6 separate regions of the Homo sapiens genome follow, and regions 2, 3, 4, 5 and 6 are each linked to region 1. A link is a loop called in an ENCODE intact Hi-C map of the cell type or tissue named here. Cell type or tissue: K562. All regions are shown on one strand. Each heading gives the region's core, and the rest is flanking DNA. Links, peaks and the distances in the headings are about the cores only.

Region 1 (4,000 bases), core at 1-4,000:
TGTCCCTGACTAGAGATAACAAGGCTCCTTCCACTTGGAAGTAGAGCAAGTCTGGGCAGGACCTACGAACTTGTGGAGGTAGGAGGCAGCCCCGGGCCCTCTTTAAATTTGGTGGAGAGGTTAGGTCTCTTCTAGGATCCTCTTCAGTTCCTCACTTTTCGATCCCAACTCCTTGAGTCAGTTTTTTTTTTTTTTTTGAGACAGAATCTTGGTGCAATGCCCAGGCTGGAGTGCAATGGCATGATCTCAGCTCACTGCAACCTCTGCTTCTCGGGTTCAAGTGAGTCTCCTGCCTCAGCCTCCCAAATAGCTGGGATTATAGGCATGCGCCACCGTGCCCGGCTAATTTTGTATTTTTAGTAGAGACAGAGTTTCTCCATGTTGGTCAGGCTGGTCTCGAACTCCCAACCTCAGGTGATCTGCCCACCTTGGCCTCCCAAAATGTTGGGATTACAGGTGTGAGCCATCTTGCCTGGCCTAGTTTTTGTATTTTTAGTACAGACGGGGTTTCACCATATTGGCCAGGCTCATCTCGAACTCCTGACCTCAATTGATCTGCCCACCTCGGCCTCCCAAAGTGTTGGGATTACAGGCGTGAGCCACCGCGCCCAGCCCTTAAGTCAGTTTTTATTGTACACCTACTATGTGCCAGGTTCTCTGCTTGGTTTTGAAGCTTCTACAGTGTGTAGAATGGACTCCACCCTGCTCTTGTGATTACTTTTAGCCTAACTCATATTCTCTTCTGCTCTATCACCTACCTTGTAATTTTCAAGTATTTTATTCAGCAGATCATTTCGTATTTTAACATGGCTCTTTAATTTTTCCAGGGTTTTGTTGGGGAAAATCTGGGAAATAAAAAGAAATGTTAAATCCACCCTTCTTCCATTTTGCTTCTCCAGCTGCCAGAGTCTCTCCTGGAGGCGGATCTTAGCTTTCTGTCTCTGGAAGTTCCTACTCCACCCCTGACCTTCAGCCAGAATGGAAGGCAAGATGGGGACACAGAACGGGTTTATCATGACGACGAAGACAATTCTAAACAAGGGAGGAGGGCGTGGTCTCCACCTCTCCTTCCCCATTCAATCAAACATCAAGCGCTGACTCTGCTATGTGTCCAGCCCTTAGGAGTGAGAGAGACATGAGCCTGAAGGCTCAGACAAGCTCCTTAACCCCGCTAAGCCTGCTTCTCACCTGCACAATGGGGATAATAAAACCTACTTCCAAGGGGAATTCAGCGATGAATGCGTATAGAATGCTTAGTACTGGCACATGGTAATTGGAAAAGAAATGAAGGTCATTATCTGGAGTACTAAGGTGCATAATTAAAAGGCTAAATCTATCTCTGCAGAGAAATGGCAAAGGTTTTAAGTGGCAGAGGAGGTAGAGGTGGCGGAGGTAATCAGGAAAAAGATGGGTCATTGCGGCTGGAGCAGGGAAGTAAAAAGGAAGGAAGATTGGGGACAATGTCAGGGTCTACTAGAACCTGAAGGCAGGGCTGGCAGCATCTCACCTTCAACCAGGGGACTAGGTCCACCAGGCTGTCTTTGCTCAGGTTGTCTATGATGCCTTCATTGTAATTCTGTATGACATTCAACTCAGGGTCCCCATTCTTGTAGGAGGTATTGAAGCAGATCAAGGAGATGACATTGGTTACCGCCACGAAGACAGGAAAGGAGATGTCTATGGACTGTCCGTTGTGGGTGGCCAGCATATCACACAATGTACTGATTTCCTGACAAACTGAAGGGAGAGGGGGCATGAGGGTGGGAAATGAATCAGCACCCTTACCCCCTCTCTGTACCAGTTGCCTCTTAACAGGAGCGGGGGACAGATAGCAGATGGCCACTAGATGGCAGCAGTAGCCAAGAAAAGGCTGCATTGCGCTCTAGTCCTAACCCTTACCCCTGCCCAACCCTCCTCTCCCTCCAGCAGCTCCTGTGGGATCCAGCCCCAGCCCCAGGGGCCAGCCTGGCACTCACTGATCTTCTCCAGCTTCTGATCGCCATCCTTGAACAGGGCAAAGGTGGCCATCGCCAGCCTTCGATGCAGCTGCCAGTGTGCGCCAGAGTCAGCGAAGGCGATACCCTTACGGTTGTTGGACGCGATGTCTAGAGTTGCCTTTAGAGAGCAGGCAAGGCTGTAGGAATCTCACACCATCCACCCCACTCTTGCCCTTACACCTCTGGTCCCTGCTTTCCTTCCTGGAGGAGAAGGCAGGTACCTGGCATGCTGACTCCCATGTGGGCACAGCCCCACTGCACTCCACCATGACTGCAAGGACTTGGTAGGACAGACCCTAAGGCCTCCTACTCCCAATTCCTTCAGAAATACAGTAGATCAAGGAGAAAGAAAGAACCCTTAATTAGAATGCAGCAGCATTGGGGTTCTTTTCGCTGACAGGGTGCCCTCTGGGCTTCTTTTTGCTCATCAGTTTCTGACCACAGGAAGGCAACTCTGGATGGGATAAACTCTCTAAACTATGCCTGTCCAGAGGGTAGGGAGCAGGTGAGCTTGTAGAGGCTGAGGACTGCACAGATCTCTGCTTTTCCCTGAGCCCTTAGCTGAGCTAAAGGCACAGCTCACCTCACTCAGGTTTACCCTTCCATTGCAAGCCTGCATACCCAGCCACAAGCCCACATTTGGAGAGTGCAGATGTTTTGTCTACCCAGTCTGGACTTGGGCCGAGCCGCCTCCTCCTAGAGGTGCCCCCCAAAGCAAAAGGGTCCAAAGCCTCCCTTTTCCATTTCCTGACCCTGAAGATCCACATGACTAGCCTTCTCCATCTTCTCTGCCCCCGGGAGGAAGCCAGCAGAGGTGGGAGCTAGGTAGTTGGTCAGCAGACCTGGCTGATTGGTCCAAGAAAAAATAAACCAACCCTTGGCTTGATCAAAGCTGAGAGGCTGGCAGGGCACAGTGGCTTACGCCTATAATCCTAGCACTTTGGGAGGCTAAGGTGGGAGGATCACGAGGTCAGGAGATCGAGACCATCCTGGCTAACATGGTGAAACACCATCTCTACTAAAAATACAAAAAATTAGCGGGCATGGTGGCATGCTCCTGTAGTCCCAGGTACTCAGGAGGCTGAGGCAGGAGAATCACTTGAACCCGGGAGGCAGAGGTTGCAGTGAGCTGAGATTGGCCACTGCACTCCAGGCTGGGCGACAGAGAGAGACTCTGTCTCAAAAAAAAAAAAAAAAAAAAAAAATGCTGAGAGGCTGGGGGCCCTGCTGAGTGGGAGGCTCATCAGCAACCCTGAAATGTCATTGTAGAAAACTGCCCCTGTGAGCCTGAGTAGCTGGAAATAGCACCAGGAAAGCAGCAATCCCAGCCTGCAATAGCTAGGCTAATTCTCCCCAGCAGCTTTCATGGAGGACAGTAGTCACTGCCCCCATTTTCCATGAAAAGTAACATGAATCCTGGCTGTATAAGGGGCACTTACTGTGCTGGGTGCTAGGCTAAGTGCTGTACATGCACCTTCTCAGTCCATTAGAGAAGTCTAGGCTCAGAGAGAGGAGTGGAGTGAGGATTCCTTGACCCCTCAGACCACTGTGGTCCTCCCATCCCACCTCCTGGGCAGCCTGGTAGAGGAGACATTCCTTTAATTCTTCCTGCCTAATTTAGAGGCTGGGTGGGGGTCTGAAGGTTCACTCCCTTCACATCATCCCACTAGTCTACTTTGGGAAGAATTACAGGTTGTTGGAGCTGGAAGCCCCATTCTAGGCATGGTCTGAAGACCTGAACAATCCCAGGGGGTGGTGAAGGGGGCAGGGAGGAGATGGGCACCACTTACCATTTGAGGCCGCCCAGAGAAGTCCTTGCCCTTCTTAATAAGCACCTCCTTGGCCAGCTGGTGGTGGCCGACAATCACTGTAGTCTTGGTGCCCATACGAACCGAATAGATGGGGCCATATTTTTTCTGCAGCTTGAAGAAGTTGTTATGCATATGGCCGTGTCTGGGGAGGAATGGCAGGCTGCCCACCAGGGGCAGGGACAGGAGGCTCTT
Region 2 (4,275 bases), core at 1-4,000, 110 kb before region 1:
CTTCATGCTCCAGTTCTACAGGTGGGACCTGGGGGCAGGGCCGTGGGAGGTACAGCTGCCTGGATCTGCTGGTCAGGGAGCCATACTATGATAATAATAATAGTTCTCTTGATTGGTCACTTACCAGATACCAGGCACTATGCTACATTCTTTGCTCGTATTGCTTCATTTAACCCTCGCAACAACCCTACACTATAGGTACTATTATTTCCATTTTATAGATGAAGAACTAGAGTTCTAGAGAAGCTGAAGAACTTGTCCAGGTTTAAACAGGCAGGAAATATGGGTGCCTGGATTTTAACTGAGGCAGTCCTGTGTAGAACCCTCAACAAATAAGCTACCCCAATTCCCTCTTTAAAAAGTACTTATTCCACAATGATTTTAATTATGTAACACCCAAACAAAACAATAGGAAGTCCCTTTCTTGGCTTGGTTGGGGAGAGAATAGACTGCCTCTGTAGCTGCTGGACATGTGACTCTTCTTCCTACCTCTTCCTTCCTCCCCTGCGTCCCCCACCCCACGCATTGATTGGTTCAGCTATTGAGCTGGGCTTTGGGCCGGGTGTTGGGAATGTGAAGGCTTCAGTAACCTCCCGTCAAGGAGCTCCCAGTTTTGTTGAGGAGACCAAGAAGTAAACAGTTACAGTACAGCTTGGTAAGTGGTAGGTTGGAGGAAGAACATGGGGTTGTGGGAGCAGGAGCATGGAGTGACTTACTCTGTCTCAGGAGGGGCAGGGAAAGGGTCGGGAAGGTTCCATGGAGGAAGTGATCCCTCTCAACAGGGCAGGGTTGGCCATGTATGGAAGGAGGAGGGGGAGATATTTGAGGCAGAGGGGCCAGCCTGCGCAGAAGCCCAGGTGCATAAAACAGTATGGGAACAAGCTGGGCACGGTGGCTCATGTCTGTAATCCCAGCACTTTGGGAAGCCAAGGCGGGTGGATTACTTGAGGTCAAGAGTTCAAGACCAGCCTGACCAATATGGTGAAACCCCGTCTCTACTAAAAATACAAAAATTAGCCAGGCGTGGTGGTGTGTGCCTGTAGTCCCAGCCACTTGGGAGGCTGAGACAGGAGAATTGCTTGAACCTGGGAGGCGGAGGTTGCAGTGAGCTGAGATCGTACCACTGCACTCCAGCCTGGGTGACAGAGTGAGACTCCGTCTCAAAAAAATAAAAATAAAAAACTAGTATGGGAACAGTGTGGGGACCTGCAGATCATGTGCTTTGACTGGCATACCCTCAGGACTCCCTGCCATCTGACTTCTCTCTGCCTCTCCTGGCCTTCCTCACTGGTAGGACGATGCCGGCGGTGATCTTCTGGCAGTGGGTGAACCAGTCCTTCAATGCCTTAGTCAACTACACCAACAGGAATGCGGCTTCCCCCACATCAGTCAGGTAGGAGACCTGAACCCCAGGCTGTCCTCGTGTCTCCCCACGAACAGCTTTTCTAAAGGGTTCTGGGCTGTCAGTCCTTCCTGGGTAGCACCTGCACTGAGCAGGTGACCAAGTCACCCTTTCCCAGGGTTTGGAAATATTTTCTCAAGCTGAGTAGGGGTGGATCTTCTTCCTAGACCAATTCCAAATGTGTTTATTCATTCATTCTCTAAATATTTCTTCTTGAGTGTGTCTTATGTGCTGGGGATGTGCATGGTTCTAGATGCTGGGATACATTGTTAAGACATGTGGTTGGGCCAGGCACGGTGGTTCTCACCTGTAATCCTAGCGCTTTGGGAGGCTGAGGCAGGCAGATTGCCTAAGATCAGTCTCAAAACAAACAAAAAAAACCACCCAGAAAACCAGGGTTGCAAGGCAGAGAACAGCAGAGCGGTGTCTGTGTAGTTAGGCCACTTAGAGCAGTCCCATCTGTGAAGACGACATTTCAACTGTCCTGAAGGATGAGGGATGAATGACCCAAGAGCCCAGGGAACACCTCCCCGCATAGGGAGCAGCCGTGTGCAGAGGCTCCGAGGCAGGGAGGAACTTGGCATGTTCACAGTACTGAAAGAAGACCAAGGGGGCTGGAGCACTGTGAGTGAGGGGGAGAGGGTCACAAGATAAGGCTGGGGACAGATCCTGTGCGGTTTTCACGCACGAAGCCTCGCCAGCCGACTTTCTCCCTGAAGCCCGTGGTTTGGCCCTCAGCCGGCAGGGGCCCCACTCCCAAGCATCTCTCTCCTCCCCCAGGCAGATGGCCCTTTCCTACTTCACAGCCACAACCACTGCTGTGGCCACGGCTGTGGGCATGAACATGTTGACAAAGGTATGGTCTGGGGCCGCTGCAGCATGGTGGCCACGCGGGGGCAGCAGAGTCCTAGGGAAAACGTCCTTCCCCCAGGGACAGTTCCCCAGGCTGGGTGAGTTGGGAATGGCCAGAGCCCGGCTGGCCAAGTGATGAGAAATACACCAGGGCCGTCCCCAGGTTGGTTCTTCTTGGGCCTTTGAGGGAGTTTGGGGTTCCCAGACTGGGTGTCTGGATGTGTGGCGGTAGCAAGGCCTAGTTTTCTTTTTTGTATTCTAGTCGTTCAGCCCCCTCCCCTCCCATCTTCCAGCGCTTCTGAACAACTCCTACTGTTCTCTTCCCCCAACAGAAAGCGCCGCCCTTGGTGGGCCGCTGGGTGCCCTTTGCCGCTGTGGCTGCGGCTAACTGTGTCAATATCCCCATGATGCGACAGCAGTGAGTAAAGGCCCCTTTTTCTCCCTACAAACCACAAGATTAGCAGAAAAGGGGCAAGAAACCAAAGCAGTGGGTGGCTTCTGGGGACTGCGGTGGGCATGGGGAGGGCTGCTGGGCTGAGCCTCTGAAGGGCCCTGGGATTGGCAGCTCCCATGGTGATGGCCCCGGGAGTGGTGGGTGACTTTGGGTTAGGCCGTGTGTTGAGTCCCGTGGGAGTCCTCTCCTGGGTGATGTGGGATGGGAAAGACAGGGTGGACCTGTGGAGTTTTACACTGGATCATGTCCTTTTGGACCTGTGTTAAAATTGTGAACTCCTCCTACTTCCCAAGCCCTGGGGATGGCATACAGAATGAAATGTAGCAGGCTGAGGTGTCTAAAGATAGCATAGAACCCAGAAGCTTTGAAAGAAGCCAGAGGAGTAGACAGAAGTTTTCCAGGCACCCAACTCTAAGCTTTTCAGGAGAAAAGGTAAAGGAGAAACTCATTGTGTCTCACAGTTCTTATTTCTTGACTAGAGAAATCTCTGTTATGAGGTTTTAATGATGTAATATATGTAAAGCACTCAAAATAGCACCTGGAACATAAGAGATGCTACATAAGTGTTCACTGTTATTTCTACCATTGTCATCATCATCAATATCTACAAGCCACATTTTCTTGGGACTACCAACAAATGGAAAATGTTCACACTAGTCTTTGTAGAGGAAGCACTACCAGAATAGTTGTGCACACATGCTGCTCCATTCATCTTTCCTTCCCCATCCAGTGGCCCTTTCCTAACAGGAGAATGAGTCCCTGCCACCTACCGGGGCTTGAGTTGAGTGCTGTCAAGAACTGGCCTGAGAAGAACAGCTGGGGTGGGCTGGGTGCGGTGGCTCACGCCTGTAATCCCAGCACTTTGGGATGCTGAGGCAGGAGGATCACCTGAGGCCAGGAGTTTGAGACCAGCCTGGCCAACATGGCAAAACCCCATCTCTACTAAAAATACAAAAATTAGGGCCAGGCGTGGTAGCTCACGCCTGTAATCCCAGCACTTTGGGAGGCTGAGGTGGGCGGATCACGAGGTCAGGAGATCGAGACCATCCTGGCTAACACGGTGAAACCCCGTCTCTACTAAAAAATACAAAAAATTAGCCAGGTATGGTGGCGGGTGCCTGTAGTCCCGGCAACTTGGGAGGCTGAGGCAGGAGAATGTTGTGAACCCGGGAGGCGGAGCTTGTAGTGAGCCAAGATCGCACCACTGCACTCCAGCCTGGGTGACAGAGTGAGACTCCATCACAAAAAAAAAACCAAAAAACAAAAACAAAAATTAGCCGGGCATGGTGGCGCATGCCTGTAATTCTAGCTACTGGGGAGGTTGAGGCAGGAGAATCGCTTGAACCCAGGAGATGGAGGTTGCAGTGAGCCAAGATCATGCCACTACACTCCAGCCTGGGTGACAGAGTGCGATTGTCTCAAAAAAAAAAAAAAAAAAAAAAGGAATAGCTAGAGTAGCTACTGTTTGTGGAGTGATCACACTGTGTGTCAGGTGCTGGACCAAGTATTTCATAGCCATTATCTCATTTAATCCTTACCAGGTCCTGTAAAGTGGGTGCCAGGATGA
Region 3 (5,400 bases), core at 811-4,810, 66 kb after region 1:
TTATCTTCATTTGACAGATGGAGAGACTGAGGCTCTGAAAGATTCATTTACAAATCCAAAGTCATACAGCTAGAAAGTGGTGAATTTGCACCCACATCTGATTCTGGAGCTGGCACTCTAAACCAGTGTGCTGCTCCATCTCTCCATAGTTGTACTTCTCATAGAATCACAGGATGTTGGTGCAGGAAAGGACTGCTTATATCTGGGTACCCCACCTTTCATTTCCTTCAAGTCTTGAGATCTTTTTGAACTAGAAGCATGCATTTAGAAGTGATATTGATATCACCATCTCCTGTTGGTAGATAGATCATTGAGTGGAAAGAAGAGGGTTCAAGGGATTCTCCCACCTCAGCCTCATAGTAGCCACCACGCCCAACTAATTTTTATATTTTCAGTAGAGACGGGGTTTCATCATGTTGGCCAGGCTGGTCTCGAACTCCTGACCTCAGGTGATCCACTGCCTTGGCCTCCCAGAGTGCTGGGATTACTCCCAGAGTACATGAGCCACCGCACCAGGCCAGGGCAAACCCTTTCAAGCAGGAGTTCCAGTATACTGAGAGATGGAAATGCAATTGATGTGAAGTCCTAGCAGTAGCAACCAGCAGAGCTGGCCTTCTTCCAGGCTTGGAGATCCTCTGCCAGATGCTCATCTTACCAGATGCAGGCAGACCTCTTCATTTCAGAAAGGTAGACACTGAGGGACAGAGAGACCAAGGCCAGCAGGAAGTCAGTCACTTTAGTAAAGGGTCCACCAGTCTATCAGTTTCATGAATGTAGAGTCTGTGCCTGCCTTGTACACCCCTCTATTTGCAGTGACCAGAATAAGTAGTAGGACTGTAAATTTATGTTATAATGAATTCATTACCATTATTTAAAGTGGCATGTTCATGCTTTTTTTTTTTTTTTTGAGATGGAGTCTCGCTCTGTCACCCAGGTTGGAGTGCAGTGGTGTGATCTCAGCTCACTGCAACCTCCACCTCCTAGGTTCAAGTGATTCTCTTGCCTCAGCCTCCCGAGTAGCTGAGACTACAGACGTGCCACCACACCCAGCTAATTTTTTGTATTTTTAGTAGAGATGGGATTTTGCCATATTGCCCAGGCTTGTCTCAAACTCCTGGCCTCAGGTGATCCATTGGCCTCGGCCTCTCAAAGTGCTGGGATTACAGGCGTGAGCCACCGTGCCCAGACCCTGTGCTCTTGATTTCCTATCTTTGTACTTGGCTTTTCTCTGGCCCCACTGGTACTATTGTTAGAGGTATCTCATTTGGAGGTGAAAGGAGGGGAAATAAATACAGCAGTCTTGTCTTTTAAATAAATACAGCAGTCTTATGTTACTCTACTCTGAGATCTGTCTGGCCATTGTTGGCAATTTCATCTGAGCATCAGCAATTGCTAGTGACAGCCCTACATCTGGGACTCACTTTCCTGTTTGGTATAAATGTTTCTGGAGATTAGAATAAGGGAAGAGAAGTCGTTTTAGCATTTCCGTATCTCAGTTCCAAAGAGGTTTAAAAGGCACGTGCAAATGACAACCCCACAAAACAAAATCAACTGAGCAAAAATCAATGCTCTGCCCAAGAGGGACCATCTTTAAGAAGCTTTAAGTGAAGTTTACCTTGAAAGTTGTAATTAGAAGCTTCAGGAAGCAAGTGCCTTTATGGCAGAATGACTGATGTTACTCCCAGGATCTCATGGAATTGTAAAATTTTATCTCTGTTCTGTGTAAGTCAACCTAAATCAAACAGAAATATTAGTGTTTGGGTACATCAAAACACCTTTAACTTGTCCTTTCATTTTGGTTTGCCTTTTGACAGGATATAATCACAGATCCATTTAAGCTTGCAGAAGAGTCTGACAGTATGAAGTCCAGATGTGTCCCTGATGCTGCTGGAGGCTGCTGTGGCACAAAGAAAAGCTGCTAAATCTATAGCCAACCAGGGGACCACAGTAGTGGGCAAGAGTGATCTGCATGTTTTTTAACCTGCTTTTCCCCATAGCACAGACCATAAGAAACAACAAATGGGGCCGGGCACAGTGGCTCATGCCTATAATCCCAGCACTTTGGGAGGCCGAGGCAGGCAGATCACCTGAGGTCAGGAGTTTGATACCAGCCTGGCCAACATGGTGAAATCCTGTCTCTACCAAAAATACAAAAAAAATTAGCTGGGCATGGTGGTGCACACCTATAGTCTCAGCTACTCGGGAGGCTGAGGCAGGAGAATTGCTTGAACCCAGGAAGTAGAGGCTGCAGTGAGTAAGCATCACGCCACTGTACTCCAGCCTGGGCAACAGAGCAAGACTCTGTCTCAAAAGCAAAAAAAAAAAAAAAAAAAGAAAGAAAGAAAAAGAAAACAACAAATGGCAGAGAGCCACCATATTCCAAATCACTGAAAAAAATAAATGAATTATTTTTATTTATTTATTTATTTTTTTGAGATGGAGTCTCGGTCTGTTGCCCAGGCTGAAGTGCAGTGGCCCCATCTCAACTCACTGCAAGCTCCACCTCCTGGGTTCACGCCATTCTCCTGCCTCAGACTCCCAAGTAGCTGGGACTACAGGCACCTACCACCATGCCCAGCTAATTTTTTGTATTTTTAGTAGAGACGGGGTTTCACCATGTTAGCCAGGATGGTCTTGATCTCCTGACCTCGTGATCCGCCCGCCTCGGCCTCCCAAAGTGCTGGGATTACAAGCATGAGCCACTGCGCCCGGCCATAAATGAATTATTTTTAAGAGGCATTGATTAAAGATTCACAGCAAATCACTAGTTAAGCAGATTTTTTTTCTATTTCCTACTTCAAAGTTCTGGTGCCACATAGTGGTCAGAAATGGAACAGAGAAGCTGTCTTAAGCCTTGTTCAAGAAGCAGGAAAGGCATCAGAAGAAGTAACAGTTGGCAGAGGGTCTCAGGAAAAACATCTTCCTTCTGATCTTTTGCATAGCACCTTTTGGAATTTTCATCATGTTTGCTTATTAAACAAAGCTCCTACTGCCATCATACTAATCATGCAAAAAGATTGCCAAATCATGTTTGGTAGGAGGACTTTTGAGGTAGCTTTTGAACAAATGTTTTTTTCTTTTTTCTTTTTTTTTGCAATAAAGAAAACAAATTAATCATAAACATCTTTGAATCAAGTATCTCAAGAAAACAAATGAATCATAAGTATCTCACCCTAATGACTGATGACATAGTGATTATTTATTGTAAATTATCCTAACTGGGTCAGGAATAGAGTTCGATCGTTTTTTAAAAAGAGAGCTAAAAGATGTAAAAATGACCAGGCATGGTGGTATGTACCTGTAGTCCCAGCTACTGGAGAGGCTGAGGCAAGAGGATCGCTTGAGCCCAGGAGTTCCAGGCTGCAGTGAGCTATGATTGCACCACTGCACTCCAGCTGGGTGACAGAGCAAGACCCTGTCTCTAAAAAACAATAAATAAATAGGCTGGGTGCGATGGCTCACGCCTGTAATCCCAGCACCTTGGGAGGTCAAGGTGGGTGGATCACTTGAGGTCAGGAGTTCGAGACCAGCCTGACCAACATGGTGAGACCCCCATCTCTACTAAAAATTCAAAACTCAGCCGGGTGTGGTGGCATGTGCATGTAATCCCAGCTACTCGAGAGGTTGAGGCACAAGAATTGCTTGAATCTGGGAGGTGGAGGTTGTAGTGAGCCAAGATCGCACCACTGCACTCCAGCCTGAGTGACAGAGTGAGACCCTGTCAAAGAAAGAAAGAGAGAGAGAGAGGAAGGGAAGGAGAGAGGAAGGGAGGGGAGGGAGGAAAGAGATGTAAAAATGGTAGGTTTTCTTTTTCTTTATAAGGTGTCCTGGTTAAACTTTTAGCAAAATGATAGATTCAGTTTTTCCATAGTTAAAGAAGAATATTAAGAACATTAAAGAAAGGTTCAAGGATGGTAAATAATTTGAATTCCAGCTGTACTTGAAGACTTTATTGGAGGACACAGAAAGGTATAAGTGATGGTCATTATCATCAGGAGCTGGATAATTCAGTTTTTAAATAACAGCCTTCAGGCTGGGCGCGGTGGCTCACACCTGTAATCCCAGCACTTTGGGTGGCCGAGGTGGGTGTATTGCTTGAGTTCAGGAGTTCGAGACCAGCCTGGACAACATGGTGAAACCCTATCGCTACTAAAAATTCAAAAAATTAGCTGGGTGTGGTGGTGCACGCCTGCAATCCCAGCTACTCGAGGCTGAGGCACGAGAATTGCTTGAACCCAGGGGATGGAGGTTCCAGTGACCCGAGATTGCGCCACTGCACTCCAGGCTGGGTAATAGGGCGAGACTCCGTCTCAAAAACAATAAATACAAATAAATAAATAAATAGCCTTCAACCAATCAAGGGTTTTGATAAGATGTCAACCAGTTGCCCTGGGCTCAGTACAAAAACAACCAGGGGCATGGCATGGTCCAGGGGATTTCGGACTAGGGGTTTGAGAATTTTAAGGCATGTAAAACATTGGAATGGATTCCGTAGGATAGACTTCTGTTTTAAGAAAGCTGTTTAATATGGAGAAATTCTCAAATTTTTGAGTAGGTTCAGCTATAGAGCCTAACTTACTATTACAGACAGAGGAAAGAACTAGGTAGTATTTTTTTAAGCCCTATTCACCTCCATGACCTTAATTTTAAACATGCTTGCTTGGTTCTAGGGTGCCGTATCTATCTAGTCGTAACCTACTTTAATGTGAAAATGGTACATTACAGCATTAGCTACAATGGTACAGCTGGAATAAGCATACTTTGCTCTTCATGAGCACAAGATGGCCCTGCTTGGGGGGAATTGATTGAAGGGTGTTCTGTTGGCTGGGTGTGGTGGCTCATGCCTGTAATCCCAGTACTTTGGGAGGCTGAGGCGAGTGGATCACTTGAGGCCAGGAGTTCAAGACCAGCCTGGCCAACATGGCAAAACTCTGTCTCTACTAAAAATACAAAAATTAGACAGGCATGGTGGCCAAGGCCTATAATCTCAGCTACTCAGGTGGCTGAGGCACAAGACTCGGCTGAGCCTGGGAAGTGGAGGTTGCAGTGAGCCTGGGAAGTGGAGGTTGCAGTGAGCCGAGATCACACCACTGCACTCCAACTTGGGTGGCAGAGCGAGACTCTGTCTCAGAAAAAAAAAAGGGGGGGGGTGTTTTGTTTATTTGGTTTATTGGGCTTTTTGGCATTTACAAGGAGAGGGTATTAGCTTTTTACTTGTCCTTCTGAACTCTCAGTTCCCCAAAAAGATGTTGAGTAATGGGATTGGGCTGGGCAACTTAGCAAGACCCCATCTCTAAAAAATAAAAATTTTATATTTTTTTATTTTTATTTTTTTTCAAGACGGAGTCTTGCTCTGTCGCTCAGGCTGGAGTGCAGTGGCATGATCTTGGCTCACTGCAA
Region 4 (5,400 bases), core at 834-4,833, 650 kb after region 1:
GAACAGTTTAGCAATACATTTAAAGCAAAAATTTAAATACACATGCCCTTTGACTTAGTAATTACAAAGTCTGTATTCATCCCATGGGTAGCTTTGCAGAAGGAGCCATGATAAACAAACAAGAATGTTCATTATAGCTCTTTTAATGACAATCAAACTGGAAGCAATCTAAATTTCATCAACAGGGGACTGTTTAAATAAAATATGACACAGCCATAAAATGGGATCCATGCAGTCATTAAAAGAATGAAGCAGGCCAGATGTGGTGGCTCATGCCTGTAATCCCAGCGTTTTAGGATGCCAAGGCGGGCGGATCACCTGAGGTCGGGAGTTCGAGACCAACCTAGCCAACATGGTGAAACCCTGTCTCTACTAAAAATACAAAAAAATTGGCTGGGCGCGGTGGCTCACGCCTGTAATCCCAGCACTTTGGGAGGCCAAGGCGGGTGGATCACGAGGTCAGGAGATCGAGACCATCCTGGCTAACATGGTGAAACCCTGTCTCTGCTAAACAATACAAAAAATTAGCTGGGTGTGGTGGCGGGCGCCTGTAGTCCCAGCTACTCGGGAGGCTGAGGCAGGAGAATGACGTGAACCCAGGAGGCGGAGCTTGCAGTGAGCCGAGATCGCGCCAGTGCACTCCAGCCTCGGCGACAGAGCGAGACTCCGTCTCAAAAAAAAAAAAAAAAAAAAAAATTAGCTGGGCATGGTGGTGTGTGCCTATAATCCCAGCTACTCAGGAGGCTGAGACAAGAGAATCACTTGAACCCGGGAGGCGGAGGTTGCAGTGAGCGGAGATCCCACCACTGCACTCCAGCCTGGGTGCAACAGAGCGAGACTCCATCTCAAATAGTAATAATAATAATATTAAAGTATTATTATTGACATAAAACAAAATAATCAGGTTTAAATCTTAACATTGTTTCTGACTGAGGAACAGAACATGGAACTGTTTCCCTGGTTGATAATACTTTTTTTCTTTTTGAAACAGGGTCTCACTCTGTTGCCCAGGCTGGATGCAGTGGCACGATCATGGCTCACTGCAGCCTCAGCCTCCTGGGTTCAAGTGATTCTCCTTCCTCGGCCTCCCAAAGTGTTGGAATTGCAGGCATGAGCCACGGTGCCCGACCATAATATATTTTTAACTCCTGTTTTTCTAAGAAGAGATAAATAAGCCTGAATTTTAGAATATTATTTTCTCTTCCCTCTTACATGACTAAGAAACTATAAAGGTAGATTTTCTGCCCAAACGGAAATGACGTTTCCAGACCCTGAAAAGCGGGGCTGGTGCTCTGGCTAGGAGATCCTGCGACCATCGCATGTGACACTACATGTTGGGCCAAATGCAGAGACCTGGGGGCAAAGACAGGCAGGCTGCTTTGGGGGAAGAGGGCACCTGGATAGAGTTTCAGCTCTGGGGGTGATCGGGTGCACAGAGGGCCAGGCTAGGAAGCACCTCTGTTGTTGACTACACACCCTCAAGCTCTGGCCATGTAGTGACAGACGTTCCCTGGGCATCTGCGGAGTGCCAGGGGCTGGGCTTACGCAGATGCCCATACTGGGTAACTGGACACAGCCAGAGGGGCATCCCGGTGTGAGTAGCGGTGCTCTGGAGGACTGTGACTCAGCTGAAGTTTGGGGAGCCTCGGCCTCAGTCCTGGGAGAGAGTCTCTGCAGGGAGCTTTGGCCTTCTGTCCTACGGTCACCATGACAGGGAGAGCTCCTCTGCTGCCGGAGACCCCATCTCAGGATGAAAGGTAAAACGTGGCCTCAGTGAAGGGCACATACTCAGAGGGGAACATCTCAGTGATTGAAGAGGGGGCCAGTTTCCTCAACGGTATATTTTCTTTACCATGAAGTAGCCAATGGAAACTAGAAGGGTATATGTTTTCCCAGCAAAACTCTTTTCATTTTGAAAGAGGAAAAGAGCAATCCGTAAACATTTATTTATTTATATATTTTTGTTTTGAGACAGGGTCTCCCTCGCCTAGGCTGGAGTGCAGTGGCGTGATCACTGCTCGTTGCAGTCTCAACCTCCCCAGGCTCAGGTGATCCTCCTACCTCAGCCTCCTGAGTAGGTGGGTCTACAGGTGCACACCATCACACCTGGCTAATTTTTGTTTCTTTGGTAGAAATGAGTTCTCACTATGTTGCCCAGGCTGGTCTTGAACTCTTGGGCTCAAGCGATCCGCCCACCTCAGCCTCCCAAAGTTCTGAGATTACAGGCATGAGCCACCGCACCTGGCCTCATAAACTTTTTTTTTTTTTTTAGACGGAGTTTCACTCTTGTTGCCCAGGCTGGAGTGCAATAGCGCAATCTCGGCTCACTGCAACCTCTACCTCCTGGGTTCAAGCGATTTTCTTGCTTCAGCCTCCCGAGTAGCTGGGATGCACCACCCAGCTACTCAGTGGCATGCGCCACCACGCCCCACTAATTTTGTATTTTTAGTAGAGACGGCGTATCTCCATGTTGGTCAGGCTGGTCTCGAACTCCCAACCTCAGGTGATCCACCCGCCTCGGCCTCCCAAAGTGCTGGGATTACAGGTGTGAGCTACCGCGCCTGGCTCTGGTAAACATTTTTAAGGTGTTTTGAATGGCTTGAGGGCTCCCCAAAAACGTTTGTCAGAGACAAAGGGGATTCCAATGGAGTTGTAGTGTCACCTAGTGGTGGCTGGAGGGAGGAACTGGGGTGAGAGGAAGGGAGAGGCGGGACACACAGCAGGTCTGCTCTTTTGGCTATGAGAAAAACTTCCCCCAGCTATCGTCCCTGGGAAGAGAGCTGCCCTTGGGTGTGCTCTGGGACTGCTCTGGGGAAGGGTGCGTGAAAGGGAGATGTCACACTGCCAGCAGCAATTGGAGAAAAGTCTGCTCCCTGTCCTGGGTCTCACGCTAAAGGCATTTGGTGTGATTTAAGGCTGCTGGCTTCTTGGAGAGATGCCTCCTGACTCCTATTTGTCTTTCAACTTTGGCCATGAAGGAGTGTTACACTTTTATGTGGTCATATTTATCATACTTTTCTTTTATGATTCTCTGGTCTTTGTAACGTTCTTGGAAGGGCCATCCTGCCAAGTAAAGGCCACTTAAAACATCTGTGAGAGAAAAGAGGATGCTGGGGGTACTGCAGCCATTTCGAGCATCTTTCTTTGATTTTATTGTCTTTTTACTCTGTTTTGTGTTCATCAGTAGCTGTGTGCTCCCTGGCTAACTTCCAGAAAGCTGAGCTGAAGCCACCAGGCATCTTAGGTGTCCTCAAGCAGGAGGGGGCTGGTTCAGGAGCTCAGTGAGGAGGCCTCCTTTGCCACAGGTGTCTCCCTCAGGCTAGGGACGTGAAGGAATTCCACCCTGGTGCAGGCACAGTATCATGGGAATCAGGACTCAGGCTGTCCTAGGGCTGTGCCTCCACGCCTCCCCCATCAGCTCCTAGGCAAGTGACTTAGCCTCCTGAAGCCTCGGGATTTTTATTTGTAAAATAGGAATAATAATAGTAATAATAACAAGAACAAAAATAGTACCTATCTCACAGGGTTGTTTCCAGACTTAAATGAACTAATGCATCTGAAGTGCTTAGACCAAGGCCTGGGACACATGAGTAAGTGCTTCATAAATGTCACCTGTCACAGTTATCTGAGCAAGTGGCCCTGGGATAGATCAACTGATGCTGGACTTTGAAGTCAGTACACAACTGTCTCAGATGGAGACACACTGTCCTCTTTCCGACATTGGGCATTTTCTTTTTTTTCCTTTTTTTTTTTGAGATGGGGTCTTGCTGTGTTGCCCAGTCTGGAGTGCAGTGGTGGGGTCTCAGCTCACTGCAACCTCCACCTCCAGGGTTCAAGTGATTCTCTTGCCTCAGCCTCCCAAGTAGCTGGGACTACAGGCATGAGCCACCATGCCTGGCTAATTTTTCATATTTTTAGTAGAGATGGGGTTTCGCCATGTTGGCCAGGCTGGTCTCAAACTCCTGACCTCAGGTGATCGGCCCACCTCGGCCTCCCAAAGTGCTGGAATTACAGGCGTGAGTCACTGTGACCGGCCAACACTGGGCATTTTCCTTTCTGCTTCATGGAGGAACCTCCTTCCGTCCTTTCAGATACAGTCTTGGGAGTGCTTGGCCTCAGGTCTGGATTTTTTCCATGGGTGCTATGGGTACTTAAGCCTATGAACTTTTAAAGCATCTGCTTGAGACCAGAAAAAAACATTACTGTCCTCAAGTTATGAAAGGAAAACTTCAAACCAAAATTAATAAATGTTCACTTAAATGCCTTTGTTGTATCAATGTCATTGATTGCTAAATGTAGTACTCATAAACATTTCATTATATTTGAAGACAAACATAGTTTTTTTCTCACTTGGCAAGGCATCCAGCACACGCATGATTGCTTAGAAATAAAACCAGTTGTAAATTCAGTGAGTCCCTTGTCATCCAGTGATTCCAAAAGCCAAATTTGTAAAAATCCTTTCAAAATGTTTACTGCAAGAAAATGATGTTTAATGTGGAATGCGGTATATTTTAGTACATTTGGCCTGACAGGGTTGGGCTCCAAAATAAGAGTTTGGGGGTCTATGAAGACCTCACAACTGATCCTGGATTCAGGGGCCACCTCCCAGAGGGCAAGTTTGTCTGTGGGGCAGAGGAAGGGGCTGGGATTCACCCCTGCTACCTCCTTGCACAGTCACCTCTTCCAATAAGTTAGCCCTGCTTGTGTGGCAGCCAGCACTGGCCTGGTCCCCATGGGGTGTCCAGCTTTCCCCCGAGAAAGCCTGTAGGCCTTCTTTAAACACCGTCTTCACAACTAGAACATGTGACCATGTGGAGCAGTTTCCCAATGTGTAATCAATAAATGACCTGTATCATACTCTGCTCAATCTAAGTCTCAAGGGGTGAGGTCTGGGAGTCTGCATTTTAGTAACTTTCTCCCCCTCTCCCCAAGGCCTCATAGATGATTCTGATGCACGTTTAAGTTTGAGAATTATTAGTCTAGAGTGTGTGTGCACCCCAGGAGGAGGGCAAGATGATCCCTTTTTCAATATCATTAGTCTATGTTTCATAATATACATAATATGAATACAGTAGTGCATTTTTAGAAATTATAAATAAAGAAATATACATATATTGGTGTACACACTTTAAAAATTTATTACTGCTAGGGGTGCGTGATCAAAAAAGTTTGGAGCTCAGAGCAACGTGCCCAGCCCAGCTATGCGGTCAGACCTGCTGTATGTTCAGCTCTGAACCTGGGCCTGGGAGGTGGGGAACTGGGACTGGAGTGCACAAAAAGCAGAGGACAGGCTGCCCCATGGTGCTAGCAAGGAAACTGCATCTCATCAGCGCCAGGGATACAGGTAGTGCTCAATAAATGGTCACTGGGCAATGAGTGAAGCTGAATCCCAAAAATACC
Region 5 (5,400 bases), core at 831-4,830, 230 kb after region 1:
CAATGATTTGTCTGCTGCATCGAGTTGTGCACATTAAATGAATTCATAAAACACTGATGTGTTAGCACAATTCCTTTTCAATACATGGCATCTTAATTTTTGTTCACCCATTGTAAAGGATGCCTCACACAGTTGTAGTAATGGGAACAAGAGCATTTCTGACCCTTGGCCTGAGAAACTAGAAGTGAAACTGACTTAGAGCATTTCAGTAGCCCAGAAAACACAATGAGCACCTACCATGCAGGGATTATAGTGGACCCTGGGGTTCCAGGGATGAATAAGACACTCTATCCCAAAAGAACTCATCAAGGTAAAGAAGAAGTTGTCGACAAGTTAGCGAAAGTGAAGAAAAGGGAAAATCTTAGGGGGAGGAGAGGGGAACTTTATTTTAATGGAAGGAGACTTTCTTCAAACTGCTTTTCCAAGACAGGAGAAAAATCCCATGGAATTTAAGTGCCTCCAGGAGTGTAGACAGCAAGTTACCAGCCTGCGAGGGGTCTGCTCAGTGGTCAGGACACCGTGCTCGTGAGACAGAGTGGGTTCTACCCAGGTTATTCCTCTCTGTTCCATGGCCACAAACCATGTCGGCCCTTGACCCTGATTCAGCCCCGGCCCTGGCTCCTTGGACAGCCTAGGCAGCCATCGCCCAGCATCATCTTGGTGCTGGTCCCACTGATGGAGCAAGAGCACCACCTTTCCATTGCTGGAGGCCTCCTGAAGAATCCAAGAACTACAGATATTGGGAAGATACTAAGTGGACTCACAGAAAGTAAACATCACAGGCCAGGCACAGTGATTCACGCCTGTAATCCCTTTGGGAGCACTTTGGGAGGCCAAGACAGTGAGACAGGATTATTTGAGCTCAAGAGTTCAAAACCAGCCTAGGTAACATAAGGAGATCTATCTCTACAAAGAAAACTGTATTTTAAGTTTTTAATTTAAGAATTATTTTAAAAATAAACATCACATTTACACTGTCACCTCTGTATAATCAGCCAAATCCAGTTTTCATATTTAAAGCGAATGAGCCCCCTCCTCTCAGTGGGAAAGATGAGCTGAAGCTTTACTCCCTCGATAGTGTTGGGAAAAGAAATCAGACAAAAATCTAAGGAAGGACCAAATATTGTACAGAGTGTGCCAGTAGGCTTTTGCAACTGGACTGAAAATACCTGCCTTTTCTCTCCACAGGGGAAAGTGGAAGTTGAAGCTGGGAAAGAAGGTATGAAGTTTGAAGCGAGCGCCTTCTCATACTATGGCGTGATGGCCCTGACAGCCTCTCCAGGTATGTTTGGTTCCCAGCCGCATAGGGCAGGACCACGTGTTAGGAAGTAAGGCCCCTCTCCTTTCATCTTGCTTTCTGTATCTGCCAGCTGACCCCATTCACTTCCTTTTTGAACTTTTTTTTTGAAGTATATCATATATGCAGAAAATCTGCACAAATCCTAAGTATATACCTCCATGAATTCTCACAAACTGAACACGTGTAAAGTGGCACCCAGACCAAGAGACAGGACGTTACCAGCCCCACAGAACTCCCATCACGCTCCCTTTTAGTCACTGGTCCCCCAGAGTAACTGCTTTCTTGACTTCTCAGCCTAATTCTGCCTGCTTTTGAACTTTGCATAAATGGAGACACTGTGTGTGTTACACAGAGGCTGGCTCCTTTCTCTGTGTCGTGCTTGTCACATCACCTCTGTTGCTGTGTGTGATCACACTATTTCCTCTTGCCATGTCTAGTATGCCACTGTGTGAATACACAGCAGTGCACGTGTCCTTTCATTGCTGATAGACATTGGGGTAGTCCCGTCTGGGGCTACTGTCAATATGTGGCTTTGAACATTCTTATACATGTCTTTGGGTGAACGTGTGTGTCCATTTCTGCTGGGTGCGCACCTGGGACTGGCGCTACGTGTCAGAGGGTGTGCCTCTGGATTCAGCTCTGATGTACCTGCTTACTCCCAACCTGTGCTGTGTGAATTCCGGTTGCTCTGCATCCAGCACTTGGTATTGTTGAGTCTGTTAAATGTTAGCAGTTTGGGAGGTCTTAATTTGCATGTTTCTGAGGACGAATGAGGTTGTTGCTATATACTGACTGCCTGTGGCCGGCTCTTGTCTGGAGAGCTGGCCAGGCGAGTCAGCCAGTTAAGGGTGGGTGGCCATGGGGGATTGACAGTTCTCTGAACACAAGATTCCAAGATGCCAGCCAGCCAGATGTGCTCTCAGACATGAACACAGATAGATACCTGGTGGCTTGCTGGCCTCTGGGGATGGCGCTGCTTGGCAGAGCGCACACGCTTGCTATTAATACCTGAGGCAGCCCGAACAGGTCGGGCAGGTCGACAGAGATGCTGGGGTGCCACCTTGTGGCAAAAACACCAAATGATGTGCGGTTTTAGGAAACTTCATTTACAAACCTCAAACCTAAAAATAACCCATTTTAAAAGAATTCCTGAAAGCCAGGCTTCCAAGGGGAGGAGATGCCTCCAGACAAGACTGTTTCTGTGACATTGGTCTTCATCGACTGCTCCACCCAGTAGTCTGAGGAACCCAAAGATGTTTCAGTTAGAAAGTCACTGAGACGTCAAGAATTCTGTCGTATTTCTAAACTTCCTCTGCCCCAAATGCCCCTTCTCACTATCCTTGTGCAGGTGTTTGAGTCCTGGAGGCACAGTGTCCCCACTGTCAACTGCTGACCAACACCCAACACCCACTGTGAACATGGGCCTGTCTGACCCTACTTAATGAGTAGGTTTCTGTTGTAAACTTGAAGGTGACCTTCGTTTTCACTGCTTAGTGAGAGAGACAGGGTAGCTCTTACCTAGGCATGAGAAGACCTGGGTTATAGCTTCAGTTCCATCACAGGCAGGTCGTGTGGTGTTGAGCGAGGCCCTTGGTCTCATCCTTGTTAAGAGGATATAATGATGCCAGCTCATGTGATTATTAGAAGACTAGGATGCAGTGATCCTCACACAAGTGCTTCGTCCCCTTGAAAGCATGAGGGGAAATGTGAGTATAGTAGAAAGGTGCCTGACTGTGATGAGTTTTGGCAGCTGACCTCAAATTAGCCCCAGGTGAGCAGAACCAGATTTATAAGATGGCTTTGAAAATAAACTAGGAGTGGGTTGTACATTTCTACCAATTACTGGTTCCTGAAACATAAATACCAGCGCAGTTCCTGTTGAACTGTAATGGAAGGACAAGTCTCATTTAGAAGAGGATGTGGTGAGCAGCCCTCTGAGTCTGGAACTGCTAAAAAGGAAGGGGAAATCACTTGAGGTCAGGAGTTCAAGACCAGCCTGGCCAACATGGTGAAACCCCATCTCTACTAAAAATACAAAAATTAGCCAGGCATGGTGGCACATGCCTGTAGTCCTAGCTACTTGGGAGGCTGAGGCAGGAGAATCGCTTGAACCTGGGAGGTGGAGGTTGCAGTGAGCGCAGAGCACGCCACTGTACTCCAGCCCAGGTGACAGAGCGAGAATCCATCTGAAACTAAAAAAGCGGGGGGGGAATTTCATTAATGGCATCTTACCTATTCCAAAGCCTAGTATTTTACTTAACTTTACAACTAAGATTTGGGATTTTGTATATTCATTGAGAGGCACAGTTAGTACAGATATCACAAGGTAAAGTTTCTGTTTATTGATGTTCGCTGTCTGGGGAAAACCGACAATAATCAGTTCTTAAGACCTACCTGCCCCAGAGGTGTGATTCCTGCTCAACATTTCATGTTCTGAGACTTTTCAATCTGATGGGGCAGTGAGTAAGTGGTGATGAGGATGACTCTGGTCTGCATTCCCAGGAAATCTGTGTATGCGTTCTTTACTTACTTTCCTCTATGTTGAGATTTGAAAGCGTTCCTAACAATTCAAAGCTTCAGGTCAAAATTAAAATGAGCTAAAGTTGCACAGATGGGGAGCTGTAGGCTGTGCAGTGAGTGAGTATTGGGGTGCAGGCGCCAGCGGTTTGAGTCAGGCTCTTAGGGCAGTTGACTAATCGAGCTCCCCTTTTGCGCAGCTACTGGTGATTTAAGCCCTTAAGAGTAGCAGGTTTCGAGCTATCAACCCCAATTGGTTATTAGTGGCTTAAGAGATTTCTTGGTTAGTAACAAACTCGTGGGTAGGATTTCTCCTGATCTTGGCCTCCCTGTATTCCTCTTCCTGGAAAGCAGTGTGTGTTGTTTTGTTTCTATAATACCATACCGACTTGCATTTCTGCAACTGAATGCTCATATTGTATTGATAGAACAAGTATCCCCTCCTGTCCCTTGATTACAGAGATCTCTGTTCTTGCCTTTTGATGCGATCTCACCCTGTTTTTCTCCATTTTTCAGTTCCTTTGTCCCTGTCTCGTACCTTTGTTGTCAGCAGAACAGAGTTGTTAGCAGCAGGTTCTCCAGGTAATTCTGCATGCTTCCTTTCCGTAATTCTCCTGATTGCCTTCCTTGCCCCCCATCACGCCTGGCTGGCTGGGTCTGCTCCCTTTACCTGGACAGGCTGTTTTCAGTGTTCCTTGGAGCGCTAAAGCTCTAAGGTTCCGTAACTTTATAGCGAGCTCTCCAGGAAAGCATAAGCCACAGCAGGTGGAGAGTCCAGAACAGCGCAAAGTCACCATGCACAGGAGTAGCCATGAAGCATGGAAAGGGAGGGCGGCTCTGGTGTGGATTGTTAGCGCTCCCTGCCCTTGTGGCTGACCTTGAATTTTCAGGTCAGCAGTAGGGGACTGTTCTTGGTTCTTATTCTGACCTCAGCAAGTCATGGTATCTGGAGTTTGCAGAGGCCCTGAGGGCCTCAAACCCTGAGGCCGCTTTTATAGAGCACATTTGCCAAAGGCCTGAGAGCTGTGAACTCTTCTTGGTAAGCAAGAAAAATACCCCATCCACACAGGCGCACGACATTCTTGTATCCTGGGTTCTTCCCACATCCGTGTGAGTGGAGCGCGAGCGCCTCTGCTGTCCGCCAGGCAGGCGGCCCTACTTCTCCCCACCACCAGGCAGGCGACCCCGCTTCTCCCCACCACCAGGCAGGCGACCCCGCTTCTCCCCGCCACCAGGCAGGCGACCCCGCTTCTCCCCGCCACCAGGCAGGCGACCCCGCTTCTCCCTGCCACCTGACTTTGTTTTGGAGTGAACACCCGGCACATTCCTATCCCGCTGCTGCCGACTGCCCTGCAGGAGAGGGTGGCCAGTCCTAACTAATACGTCCAGCTATTAAAAAGAAGGGAAAAGGCTTAATCTGTCTTTAATTAAAATTGCTGGGATTTCCTAGTTGGTAACACAATTTTCCTATATTTATCTTCGGAGTTTTTTCCATAATTACTATCATAAAACTTTGGAACATAAACTTGGCCACAAAACCTGACCTGAACTGGGGGTCAGCCACTACGGTTTTAGCTCTACTT
Region 6 (5,400 bases), core at 854-4,853, 78 kb after region 1:
TCAACTTGATTGAAGGATGCAAAGTATTGTTCCTGGGTGGGTCTGTGAGGGTGTTGCCAAAGGAGATTAACATTTGAGTCAGCGGGCTGGGGAAGGCAGACCCACCCTTAATCTGGTGGCCACAATCTAATCAGTTGCCAGCGAATATAAAGCAGGCAGAAAAACGTGAAAATGTGAGACTGGCCTAGCCTCCCAGCCTACCTCTTTCTCCTGTGCTGGATACTTCCTGCCCTCCAACATTGGACTCCAAGTTCTTCAATTTGGAGATTCAGATTGGGTCTCCTCGCTTCTCAAGCTTGCAGACAGCCAATTGTGGGACCTCGTGATCGTTTAAGTTAATACTTAATAAACTCATTTATATATATATATATATATAAAGGCTATATATATATATAAAGGCTATATATATATAGGCTATATATATAAAGGCTATATATATATAAAGGCTATATATATATAAAGGCTCTCTCTCTATATAAAGGCTATATATATATAAAGGCTCTCTCTATATATAAAGGATATATATATAAAAAGGATATATCTATAAAAAGGATATATCTATATAAAGGATATATATCTATATAAAGGATATATATCTATATAAAGGATATATATCTATATATAGGATATATATATATATAAAGTTCTGTCCCTCTAGGGAACCCTGAGTGATACACTGTCTACAGTATTTTGTTATGGCACCGTGAGCACACTAAGACACCCTTTTTGGAATAGCTCTGACATGGCATATACCTAAAACTTCTATTCCTCAAAGTTCTTCAATCCTTCCCCTTTATTTTACTTCTTAAGACATTTGATGCTCTATCTTGTATTATGTAGTTATTTATGTAAACATTTGCTAACTTCCTTGCTAGTAAGTTTTTAGGGTAACCCCTGATTCCATATTGCAGCTCTGCAGTGCCTAGTACACGGTTTGGAAGTTATTAAATATACAATATATATTAGTTGATAAATTTACAAATAAAAGGGGAAAACTAAATGAGGTGAGAAAACACAAACTTTTTATTTAAAATTTAAAGAGGACATAGAAAATTGAGGCAATGTATTACTAAATGGGAACAAATAAGTTAAATCTTCAGTTTAGTGATATTTAAAATAAATAGGTTCCTGCCAGCAGAGGTGTTAAAATATATATATAAAAAAAATAGGTATCTCAGAGGAACTAAAAATAGGGGCGGTTTTGTTTTGTTTTGTTTCTCCCACTGACATGTTGTTTTGTCTTTGCATGGGGGGATTTGACTTATTGGAGTAGAATTTTAGCCCAGCTTCAGAGGCTGTGGAGAAAAGACCATGGGAATGAGCTTAGCTGGTATGGGAAAGCTGATATTTTATGACTAGGGTCATAAATGGAAGCTCTGGTGTCAGCACCCTGCAGGTCTGAGTCTTATGGGAGGGCTCAGAATTGGACATTCAGGACCTATTTGTTTTCCTGGCATCTTATTCCTAGTTACCATCCTCCTGTCAGAGTCTTCTTTATTTCCCACCTGTTTCTCACTTCCCAAATGTAATTTTAAATTAGTCTTTTGAATAGGTAAGATTCATATGGTTCAACATTTTAAAACTTCTATATAGAAGTGAACTGCTTCCCTAAAAGCATGGCCTGGGTTGAGTGTTTTAGTCACAGTGATAAGGATAACCAAGCTCAGAGCCTTGCTTACACCCTTGTCCACACCTGAGCAGGAGGCTGGAAGAAACAGGCATAAAGAGCGTTCTAGAAGATTCTAGAAAATCTCACAGTGGCAGGGCTTGGCAGTCAGAGAGCAGGGGTGCTGGAGTAGGGCAAACAGTGGACTTTTAGCAGCAGAACTGTTCTCTGAGTGGCCCAGTAGGGTCAAGGGGGCAGTGGAGAAAAGGAGGGAGTGCCAGCTCAGAGCACAGAAGACCTCCCATGTGGGCACCTGACAGCCCCATTCCCAGGAACAGCGGCACCCAAGGAGCGTGGGGGCCCTTCTCAAAGAAGGATGCTTTTCCCACAACTCCATCAAAAAGCCACATTTTTCTCTCCTACCTAGTAACAATGTTCAGAAAATATTTAGCAAAAGGAGGAAAATGGGAAAGCCCTAAATAAGAGGCCTGAAAACTCTTCTTGAAATGGTAAATGGTGTTGTAGATTTTATGTTACTTTTTTTTTTAACTGTTGTGAAAAAGTCTTAGCTAAAAGGGTTCTATGTATTTGAGCAAGTGGATAGTGTTGCTTCAGAGAAATCCCTCTCAGGGTGAACAGATTTGATACAGATTTGACTCTATGGAAAGTGTGGTTAACTCCAGCATTTTCCTAGTTCCTGTTTTTCCTCAGATCTTGTGGGGTTGTTTGTTTCAGACAGTCTTACTGTCACCCAGGCTGGAGTACAGTGGCGCCATCTCGGCTCACTACAATCTCCACCTCCCGGGTTCAAGCGATTCTCCTGCCTCAGCCTCCCGAGTAGCTGGGATTACAGGCGCCCACTACCACACCCGGCTAATTTTAGTATTTTTAGTAGAGAAAGGGTTTCACCATGTTGGCCAGACTGTTCTTGAACTCCTGACCTCAGGTGATCTGCCTGCCTCAGCTTCCCAAAGTGCTGGGATTACAGGCATGCACCATCATGCCCAGCCCTTTTTTTTTTTTTTTTTTTTTCTGAGATAGGGTCTCATTCTGTCACCCAGGCTGGAGTGCAGTGGCACGATCACAGCTCACTGTAGCCTTGAACTCCTGGGCTCAAGTGATCCTCCCACGTCAGCCTCCTGAGTAGTTGGGACTACAGGAACATGCCACCATGCCCAGCTAACATTTCATTTTATTTTTGGTAGACAGTGTCTATGTTGCCCAGGCTAGTCTTGAACTCCTGGGCTCAAGTTATCCTTCTGCCTCAGCCTCCCAAAGTCGTGGGATTACAGGCATGAGCCACCATGGCCAGCCAAGATCTTGTGTTTTGGTGTGATTAAAATGTCATTGTTGGAGCCTGGTGCATTAGCTTGTGCCTATAGCTTCAGCTACTCAGGAGGCTGAGGAAGGAAGATTGCTTGAGTTTGAGCCCAGGAGTTTGAGGCTGCGGTGAGCTATGATTGTGCCACTGCACTCCAGTCTGGGCAACAGAGTGAGACCCTGTTCCCTAAAAAGAAAAAAGAAATGATACCGTTGAAGCAATAAATACGAATACTTTTTATAAGTAGGCAATTTTTGGAAAAAAGAAAAGCTTCTCTATAAAATCAGCTTTATGTTCAGCAACAAAATGTGTAGAATGACATTTAGTGTTTTACTTGCCATCTTTAAGAAAATCAAACTTATCAAACTTTAAAAGACTTTTAGGTCTGGATGCAATGCCTTCTAAATCCCTGAACCTACAGACTTGGGAGCTTATCTTTTGCAGATGAGAAAATTGAAGTCACCTTTCCCTTTTAGTATATAGTGAAGGATTCTGGAAAGAGAGGGTTAGTTAGGGAAGGTATGTGGTTCTAGCTTTATCTAAATGACTTGCCCAAGGTCAGACCGTCAGAACTTTAAATAGGATTGGGCAGCAGCAGCAACCATTTAGCAATCTTGGGCCTTTTGTCCCCCTTTATGGAGGTGAAATATCATAATTCAAGAGCCTCATTTTTGTTTTTCTTCCAGATTTCAGAAGAGATCCCTAGAGGCAGGTGTTGACCTTGCCCTCCATTTAAACAAATGGACGGGCTGGGAAGTCCCTGGAAGTCACCATAAGCCTGCTCTATAGCAGGTACTCACTAAAGAGGGTAACGGCCGAGCATGGTAGTTCACGCCTGTAATCCCAGCACTTTGGGAAGCCGAGGCAGGCAGATCACCTGAGGTCAGGAGTTCGAGACCAGCCTGCCCAACATGGCAAAACCCCGTCTCTACTAAAAATACAAAAAATTAGCCGGGCGTGGTGGCAGGCTCCTGTAATCTCAGCTACTTGGGAGGCTAAGGCAGGAGAATTGCTTGAACCTGGGAAGCAGAGCTTGCAGTGAGCTGAGATCATGCTGCTGCACTGCACTTTAGCCTGGGCGACGAGCAAAACTCCTTCCCCACCACAAAAAAAAAAAAAAAAAAAAAAAAAAAGAAGAGAAACTACTGAAGCCAAAAAGCCTCCAAACTTGAAGATCCCTCTTGCTAAGGAACAATTACTTGACTTAGGCATCTAGATTGCTCTGTGTGTCTTGAGTATACATGAAGAGTATAAACCCCCACCAACCATCCAGGATCATTCAGCAACCCTCTGTGTGAATTTGAGTTTTTTTTTTTTTTTAATATTGTAAGTTGTCTGGGTGTCCTTTCTGACCTTTTCTTCTATGAAGTCCTGAATTTCTAACTTGCTTCTAAATTGCTGAATGTCACATTGTCCTGTTGTAGCTTTCTCTGAAATGCACAGGAAATGTCTGTAGGGTTGGCAAGCTCCTCCTCCCCCGACTTCACTCCTATTCCACACATGTACTTTCAGCATTTGAGAGCCTGTCTTCTCTCTTAGCTCCCTTAAAAACATTTGTAGTATTTCCACTTTTTATGAAGTTAAAATGGTTTATTTTCAATCCACTGAGTTAGAAGGATCATGTCTATCCTTAACCTTTGCCAAATATCCTTAAAAATCATTTTTTTCTTGGGAAACTTCCATAATGCCATTCTTATAAATGCATGCCAAGCCTGAGCCTGTGGGTGGTTTTCTTCATCTGAACTTACTTTTCAAATATAGCAGTATGAGACTTGAGGTAGGGGAAGCAGCATCAGAAATGGAAGGGCTGGAAACTAGACTCAGGACATTGTTTAAAATAATCAGAATAAATACTTTCATTTATTTAACATTCTACATATATTGTTTTGAATATCTATCATTGGCCAGGCCTGGTGGCTCATACATGTAATCCCAGCACTTTGGGAGGCCAAGTAAGGAGGATCTCTTGAGGCAAGAAGTTTGAGACCAGCCTGGGAACATGGCGAAACCCTGTCTCTACTAAAAATTAAAAAAAAAATTAGGCAGATGTGGTGGCATGTGCCGGTAGTCCCAGCTACTTGGGAGGCTGAGCCCAGGAAGTGGAGACTGCAGTGAGCCATGATTGTGCCACTGCACTCCAGCCTGGATGACAGAGCGAGACCCTGTTTTGTTTGTTTGTTTTAAAAAAAGAATAAAGAATATCTAGGGCCAGGTGTGGTGGCTCATGCCTGTAATCCAGGCACTTTGGGAGGCCCAAATGGGTGGATCACCTGAGGTCCGGAGTTTGAGACCAGCCTAGCCAACATATAGTGAAATCTCGTCTCTACTAAAAATACAAAAATTAGCTGGGCGAAGTGGTGCATGCCTGTAGTCCCAGCTACTTGGGAAGCTGAGGCAAGAGAGAATCCTTTGAACCTAGGAGGCAGAGGTTGCAGTGAGCCGAGATCGCACCACTGCACTCCAGCCTGGGTGC

The links. Peaks named below come from ENCODE experiments on the same cell type or tissue, not always from the same donor. Only the 100,000 strongest peaks of a DNase experiment are listed, where the experiment ranks them.
Region 2: it touches region 1 in a loop (4-fold over the local background); 54 of 110 quality-filtered maps call a loop at or near these places.
Region 3: it touches region 1 in a loop (8-fold over the local background); 101 of 110 quality-filtered maps call a loop at or near these places.
Region 4: it touches region 1 in a loop (7-fold over the local background); 14 of 110 quality-filtered maps call a loop at or near these places.
Region 5: it touches region 1 in a loop (15-fold over the local background); 68 of 110 quality-filtered maps call a loop at or near these places.
Region 6: a loop joins it to region 1, with 5 times the contacts of the local background. A loop is called at or near these places in 94 of 110 quality-filtered maps.

The regions. Positions count from the first base shown.
Region 1 is chr10:102,833,278-102,837,277 of GRCh38, forward strand. It overlaps CYP17A1 (cytochrome P450 family 17 subfamily A member 1), which reads right to left. Exons shown (of 8, transcript NM_000102.4): 1 at 3,788-4,000; 2 at 1,977-2,115; 3 at 1,508-1,737; 4 at 759-845. CYP17A1-AS1 (CYP17A1 antisense RNA 1) reads left to right here. Exons shown (of 2, transcript XR_428804.2): 2 at 900-1,227. Among named protein-coding and RNA genes, the nearest start is that of CYP17A1, 2.1 kb to the right of the region's middle. In K562, for the core only: a CTCF peak has its summit at 1,846 (motif pointing right); DNase peaks (open chromatin) are centred at 1,044 and 1,824.
Region 2 is chr10:102,727,137-102,731,411 of GRCh38, forward strand. SFXN2 (sideroflexin 2) reads left to right here. Exons shown (of 12, transcript NM_178858.6): 3 at 1-21; 4 at 1,295-1,393; 5 at 2,183-2,258; 6 at 2,587-2,672. Among named protein-coding and RNA genes, the nearest start is that of SFXN2, 15 kb to the left of the region's middle. RefSeq lists enhancers at 1,637-2,411, 2,412-3,184. In K562, for the core only: a CTCF peak has its summit at 2,285 (motif pointing right); a DNase peak (open chromatin) is centred at 2,305.
Region 3 is chr10:102,898,779-102,904,178 of GRCh38, forward strand. AS3MT (arsenite methyltransferase) reads left to right here. Exons shown (of 11, transcript NM_020682.4): 11 at 1,815-3,121. The coding sequence ends at 1,922. BORCS7-ASMT (BORCS7-ASMT readthrough (NMD candidate)) reads left to right here. Exons shown (of 15, transcript NR_037644.1): 15 at 1,815-3,121. It overlaps LOC107984265 (a long non-coding RNA gene), which reads right to left. Exons shown (of 3, transcript NR_160733.1): 2 at 1,616-1,732; 3 at 1-694. Among named protein-coding and RNA genes, the nearest start is that of CNNM2, 17 kb to the right of the region's middle. RefSeq lists an enhancer at 1-282. In K562, for the core only: a CTCF peak has its summit at 2,817 (motif pointing left); a DNase peak (open chromatin) is centred at 2,823.
Region 4 is chr10:103,483,205-103,488,604 of GRCh38, forward strand. The region is part of intron 3 of NEURL1-AS1 (NEURL1 antisense RNA 1); the gene reads right to left. Among named protein-coding and RNA genes, the nearest start is that of CALHM3, 6.7 kb to the left of the region's middle. In K562, for the core only: a CTCF peak has its summit at 2,664 (motif pointing left); a DNase peak (open chromatin) is centred at 2,677; H3K27me3 peaks cover 668 bases.
Region 5 is chr10:103,067,441-103,072,840 of GRCh38, forward strand. It overlaps CNNM2 (cyclin and CBS domain divalent metal cation transport mediator 2), which reads left to right. Exons shown (of 8, transcript NM_017649.5): 5 at 1,189-1,282; 6 at 4,334-4,399. Among named protein-coding and RNA genes, the nearest start is that of NT5C2, 120 kb to the right of the region's middle. In K562, for the core only: a CTCF peak has its summit at 2,358 (motif pointing left); a DNase peak (open chromatin) is centred at 2,341.
Region 6 is chr10:102,910,604-102,916,003 of GRCh38, forward strand. The region is part of intron 1 of LOC107984265 (a long non-coding RNA gene); the gene reads right to left. Among named protein-coding and RNA genes, the nearest start is that of CNNM2, 5.0 kb to the right of the region's middle. In K562, for the core only: no CTCF peak of the experiment used is centred there; no DNase peak of the experiment used is centred there.